Regions from separate parts of the Homo sapiens genome. Here region 2 is linked to region 1. Evidence: chromatin loops called from intact Hi-C (ENCODE). Cell type or tissue: K562. All regions are shown on one strand. Links, peaks and the distances in the headings refer to the core of each region. The heading gives the core; the rest is flanking DNA.

Region 1 (2,898 bases), core at 218-2,717:
GCGGAGGTTGCAGTGAGCCAAGATCGTGCCACTGCACTCCAGCCTGGGCGACAGGGTGAGACTCCATCTCAAAAAACAAACAAACAAACCAAACCCCTTTCACCCTGCCTGCCTGTTTACATGGCAGGGGTGTAGGTGCCTTTCCTCCCCGCCAGCCCACATCTCTGGGTATAGAGTGAATGTCCAGTTTTCATTACAGCACAGCTGGAGGGGTGGCCAGTGGCAGCTCTCTGCCCTGCCTGCCCCTCTAGGTTGGAGGGAGAGGCTGATGATGGTGAGGGTAGTGGCATCCTCAAGAGGAAGGCCGCTGTGCCAGGCACATACTGACTTGCCCTTTAAGCCTCATCAGAAGCTTTACAGATGAGAAAGAAGAGGCACAGAGAGGTTAAGCAACTTGCCCAAGGACACACAGCTAGTAAGAGGCAGATGCTCTGCCCAACTCCACAGCCTACTTGTTTGCTGCTGGCCAGGCAGTGCCTGTCCCCTGTTCCCCATACTGTTCCCCTTGCTGGGCCAATGCTGAGGAGCAGGTCTGATAGCCTCCAAGGTGAAGCCAGCTCCTGAGCTGCAGCCCCAAGCCCTGCAGCCCTCTCCAGCGCCCTCCCCTGGGCCCATTCTCTGCTCACTCTCTGAGCTCGGCCTGTGTGCCGCCACCTCCCTAACCACTTCCCCAGCTGCCCTGATTGCTGGCCCCCAGCTCCCAGCCAGAAGCAGGACTATGATTCCTTGTTGTTCCGAAGCAGCCAGGGCACAGTTGTGCTCAGGACTGAAGGGTGTGAGTGTCCATACGTGCCCAGGCAGTGACCACGCGGTGGGCAGGTGCAGGCCCGACACAGAGGCTGCAGCCTCGGGGCTGGCTGTCACCTAGGGGCTCCGGGCAGCAGCGCCAATGGCGGGAACGAAGGCAGAGGGCGCCGGGCTGCCGGCCGGGCCTGCGGGGGGATAGGGCAGGAAGAGGAAGAGGAGGAGCTGGGGATGAGGAGGGAAGGAAGGAGGAGGGAGGGGAGGAGGGGCAGGGGGAGCAGAGAGGAAATGGGGGAGGGGCGGCAGGGCGGGTACCCACCTCTCCGCAGAGCGGGCTCTTTGTCTCCCCTCCCCCACCCCCTGGAGACGGGCGAGGCCCACGTGCTGTTTCCCACTGAGGTGCGAGTGACACCGCCCCACCCCCAGATCCGAGGGGTGTTGGGGTTTGTGAAAAATGCGCTCCTGCCCGCTGCAGCCCGGACAGCCACACTGGGCAGAGCCCCCATCTTACACTTGAGGGGACTCGGGGCCAGAGAGCAAGGCCCTGGCCCAAGTCACCCCCAGGTGTGAGGCATGAATGAGGTGGGTGGGGGTCCTGGTGGCTGTGCCGTTTCGGGACGCCAGGGGGCAGCAGGCGCCCAGCTTCAGCCCTCAGGCTCCAGGCTCCAGTGGGCGGGAGGCTGCTTGGCTTCTGGCTGCCCCTGCGGCTGGGGAAGGGGGCACGGGCAACCTCTTGGTTGAGCATCTACTCTGAGCAGCCCTCGCCTGTGGGGTGCAGCCACCTGGGAGTGTGTTAACCTGGGAGGCCGCCAGGGCAAGCCTGCCGTCACCTCCTGGCCTCTGCGCTCGGTCTGGCCAACTGCCCTGGCTTCAAAGCTCAGCCAGGAGGAGGTGGAGAATGGGAGGGAGGAAGGAATGAAGGAAAGAAGGAAGGAGTTAAGTGTTGGGGGCTCCCCTCCTTCTCTGACCCTGGAGGTCAGTGGGGCGGGACCCCAGCCCAGGGCAGGAGGTGGCTTCACTGTCTCTGACTTGCTGGGGGACCCTAGGCCGGTCACTCCACCTCTCTGGGCCTCAGTTTCCTGCACAGGAAAGTAATAGGATTCAGAGAGGTCACGCCATGTAGCAGGCGCTTTTAACTGACATCTGAAATACAGTCTCCCTCAAGGCCTGGGAAGCCCCTTCACCCCCGAGGGCCCAGTAGGGGTGAGGCTTCCTCAGTAACTGCAGGCCCCTCCTCCTGCAGTGGAGGAGGGAGTGGTGGGGTGCATCTGGGGGCCCTCATGCCACCTCTCTGGAGGCATCCCCACTCTCTGGCATTTCAAATAGGCCCTGAGCTTCTCTGAACGCTGTGGCTTGGGTGTGGAAAGCAGGGTGGGAGGGAGTGGCTTGGAGAGGCTTTGAGGCCCTGGCGCCCCCCGTAGGCAGGAGATGCTGGTCACAGGGGTCTCCCCGAGCTCCAGCAGGAAGTCAGGGGGCTTGGTGGGAAGGGAGATCTGCTCACACCAGATTTGTTTTTCCTGCTGTTTCCCTGATAAAGTGAGCCACTGGGCCTGGGACCCCTGTGTCTGTGTCCTGTGGATTGGCAGGGAGAGGAGGAAAGGCCTGGTGGGCTCAGAGCTGGCTGCAGGGGTGTCTGACATAGGTCCCCACATGTCCTTGAGACCCTCCTCGGTACCTGCTTCCTAGCCCGGGAGCCCCCTTCCTAGCCCAGAAAGGCGCCGTGTGAAGCCCACGATGACCAGTGGCCCTCGGTTTCCTGGAACATTCAGTGCCGAAACCAGCAGTCTCAGGCAGGCTGGGACCAGGGGGTCCCTCTCTTCCAGACCCCAAGGGAAGCAGCCCCTGGTCCCGTTCTGGAGCAGGGGTGACTGTTCCCTATTCCCACTGGGCCTCTCCTCAGGGCCTGCCCAGCTCCGCCCATCGGTTCCTGGGGAGTGAGGACCCCTGGCCGGAACCCCCAGCACAAGGCAGTCCCTGTAATCGGAGCTTGTGCCGCATGTGGCCACGTCACCGCAGGGAGGCCGGCACCTGCGGAGGACGTGCCTGGCAGCCGCCCCAAGAACAGCCTGTCCTGGGGGGCGGGGCGAGCCTTGCGCGCGGGGAACTGGTGCGGGGGAGCTCTCCTGGCCCAGCATGGCCCCCCGCCAAGTGTGT
Region 2 (2,898 bases), core at 314-2,813, 520 kb before region 1:
TATGGGAAAGCGGATAAAACTTTCATTGGACTGGAATGTTTGGAGAATGTTAATTTCCAAATCAGGAACCACAAACTGCCCTCTGATAAGACATCGGCTATCTAAGCTTGTGGGTGCTCCCTTTCTGCCAGCAGTTCTGGTTCTTAAGAAAATCGCCATCAATCAGACATGAAAACTCTGGCTCCAAAAATAGCATTTTCTTTGTGCAAATAAAAACGTGTGTATCAAGTATGATGTTCCCCCCAACGTGGACACACTCGGTTCCTCACAAAGCCAAGCCCGCTGCAGCTGCCACATCTGTGGACACACTCGGTTCCTCACAAAGCCAAGCCCGCTGCAGCTGCCACATCGGTGGACACACTCGGTTCCTCACAAAGCCAAGCCCGCTGCAGCTGCCACATCCCTGGACACACTCGGTTCCTCACAAAGCCAAGCCCACTGCAGCTGCCACATCCCTGGACACACTCGGTTCCTCACAAAGCCAAGCCCGCTGCAGCTGCCACATCGGTGGACACACTCGGTTCTTCACAAAGCCAAGCCCGCTGCAGCTGCCACATCGGTGGACACACTCGATTCCTCACAAAGCCAAGCCCACTGCAGCTGCCACATCCCTGGACACACTCGGTTCTTCACAAAGCCAAGCCCGCTGCAGCTGCCACATCCCTGGACACACTCGGTTCTTCACAAAGCCAAGCCCGCTGCAGCTGCCACATCCCTGGACACACTCGGTTCCTCACAAAGCCAAGCCCGCTGCAGCTGCCACATCCCTGGACACACTCGGTTCCTCACAAAGCCAAGCCCGCTGCAGCTGCCACATCGGTGGACACACTCGGTTCTTCACAAAGCCAAGCCCGCTGCAGCTGTCACATCGGTGGACACACTCGGTTCTTCACAAAGCCAAGCCCGCTGCAGCTGCCACATCGGTGGACACACTCGATTCCTCACAAAGCCAAGCCCACTGCAGCTGCCACATCCCTGGACACACTCGGTTCTTCACAAAGCCAAGCCCGCTGCAGCTGCCACATCCCTGGACACACTCGGTTCTTCACAAAGCCAAGCCCGCTGCAGCTGCCACATCCCTGGGCTTATGGTGCAGCAGGTGCTTTTTTCAAGACAGGAATCAAAATGTTAGGAACACGGCAGAAAGGTGACACCTGGAGACCAAACGCAGGATGAGGAGTACTGCAGAGGTCACAGGGAAGTCACAGAACAGTAATACGCTAGCAGGGGCATGGGGCGTGAAGAACAGAAGAAGAGAGGAAGTGTTTCCGAGCCTCCAGAAAAGAAATCAGAGCCAAGCACAGCTTCCCGGGTCACAGAACCAATTCATTCACCAGGTGGCACTACTGCCATCATTTCAGCTTCTGGCCACTGGGAGGCGCTGCTCGAAAGGATTTGCCCTGAGACTCTGAGAAGAAGCTGTGGGAAGGACAGCAGGGGTCCCGGGGTTTTAGCCTCTGGCCCAGGAGTTATGTGTCCATAACCAAAGGGAGCACAGTCTGCACCCAGCTCTAATCCCATCGGAGCTGCTGCGACTCCCGCAGGTTCTTCCGGAACTGGTTTAGCTTGCCCGCAGGATCAGGAAAGTTTGAGAAAAGCACCTGCAAAAAAATAAAGAGCAGAGCTTACCTCATTGCCTGTCCCCACCCCATCCCATGTCACCACCTGGCTGACCCCAGGTCCCCTACCCAACAACAACCCCTCCCAAGTTCCTAACTCCCTCACTTGGACTCGAGACTCTTCATGCCCCAGCAGCGCTCTGCCTCCAACTTGACATCATGCTTTCTGGAAACTTCCCCGTATGTCCCACTTTCCCACACTTGGTGCCCTGGAGCACCTCCTGGCCTCTACATGCTGTATGTTCCCCTGCGAGCACCCTCCTCTTGGCCTCCGGCCAAGTCCCACCCATCTGTGGGTAACAAGGGGGTGTCGGTGTTCTTTTCAGCCTTGCTAAACTGTCTGAATCAAGGATCACAAACTACAGCCTGCAGGCCAAATCCAGCCCACAGCCTGTGTTTGTAAATAAAGTTTTATTCGAACAAAGCCACACCCCTTAATCGACAGATGATCTGTGGCTACTTTCACACCACAACAGAGTACCATGGTTCTGACAGAGACTGGGGGACCCAGTCTAAATGACTTCTGACCTGGACCTTTACTGAAAATCCTGCCAATCATTCTGTTGGCAAGAATGATGTATTACTTTTAGCAATAAGAAACAAGTAACCTTTGCAGAATTCCACCCATCTTTCAAGGCTGGTCCCAGAAGCTCCCTTTGCCCACGCACCTACCTGACCCTGATCACTTCCTAAACTGCAGCCCGGCCCACCCGGCTCCAGCATCATTTGTGGAATGTCAGCTCCATAAATCCAGAGGGCAGGTGGGGGTGTGTCCTAACTTTCCCGAGCTTACTGTACCGAAACGGGACAGCAGAGTGGGCCGGACTCTGTGACCTCTGCTCCCTCCCTAGCTTTTCCGCCAGACCCCACATGGTCCCACCCTGGCTGTGGGAAGCAGGGATCAGGGAGCGTGGCTCGGTGCCAGCCTCCAGAACCCTCCCCACCCTGGCGTGGTGGCAGATGTGGCTACCTGCAGCTGAGCTGCCAGTTCCTCTGAGTCCTCAAAGACCAGGCCATTTTCTTCATGTTTCACCAGCTCATGTAAACTGCAGAGAGAACCAAGGGAGCCTGAGAGCTGCCTGGAGAAGACACCAGACCCCTGGGGTGCCCACCTGGGCTCCCCCCAACAACCCATGCTCAAGCCAGGCTGGGGGTTGGAACAGGGGGTGTGGTTTCTGGGAGCTGGTTCTTAGATTTGGCATCTGAAGGGTATAAAGGCCTGGGGGGGTGCACATCGAAATGGCCAAACCGATTTGAGGAGGGAGCCTTAAGGAGGGTT

What was found. Hi-C counts contacts between places; a loop is a spot of excess contacts. Peaks named below come from ENCODE experiments on the same cell type or tissue, not always from the same donor. Only the 100,000 strongest peaks of a DNase experiment are listed, where the experiment ranks them.
Region 2: it touches region 1 in a loop (6-fold over the local background); 3 of 110 quality-filtered maps call a loop at or near these places.

What each region holds. Positions count from the first base shown.
Region 1 is chr11:2,890,714-2,893,611 of GRCh38, reverse strand. The region is part of intron 2 of SLC67A1-AS (SLC67A1 antisense RNA); the gene reads left to right. Among named protein-coding and RNA genes, the nearest start is that of CDKN1C, 6.4 kb to the right of the region's middle. RefSeq lists an enhancer at 978-1,777. In K562, for the core only: CTCF peaks have their summits at 605 (motif pointing left), 1,359 (motif pointing right) and 2,164 (motif pointing left); DNase peaks (open chromatin) are centred at 611, 1,021, 1,351 and 2,131; H3K4me3 peaks cover 1,687 bases.
Region 2 is chr11:3,407,389-3,410,286 of GRCh38, reverse strand. It overlaps the pseudogene TSSC2 and the pseudogene FAM86GP. Among named protein-coding and RNA genes, the nearest start is that of ZNF195, 30 kb to the right of the region's middle. RefSeq lists enhancers at 1-500, 501-1,001. In K562, for the core only: a CTCF peak has its summit at 1,371 (motif pointing right); a DNase peak (open chromatin) is centred at 1,398.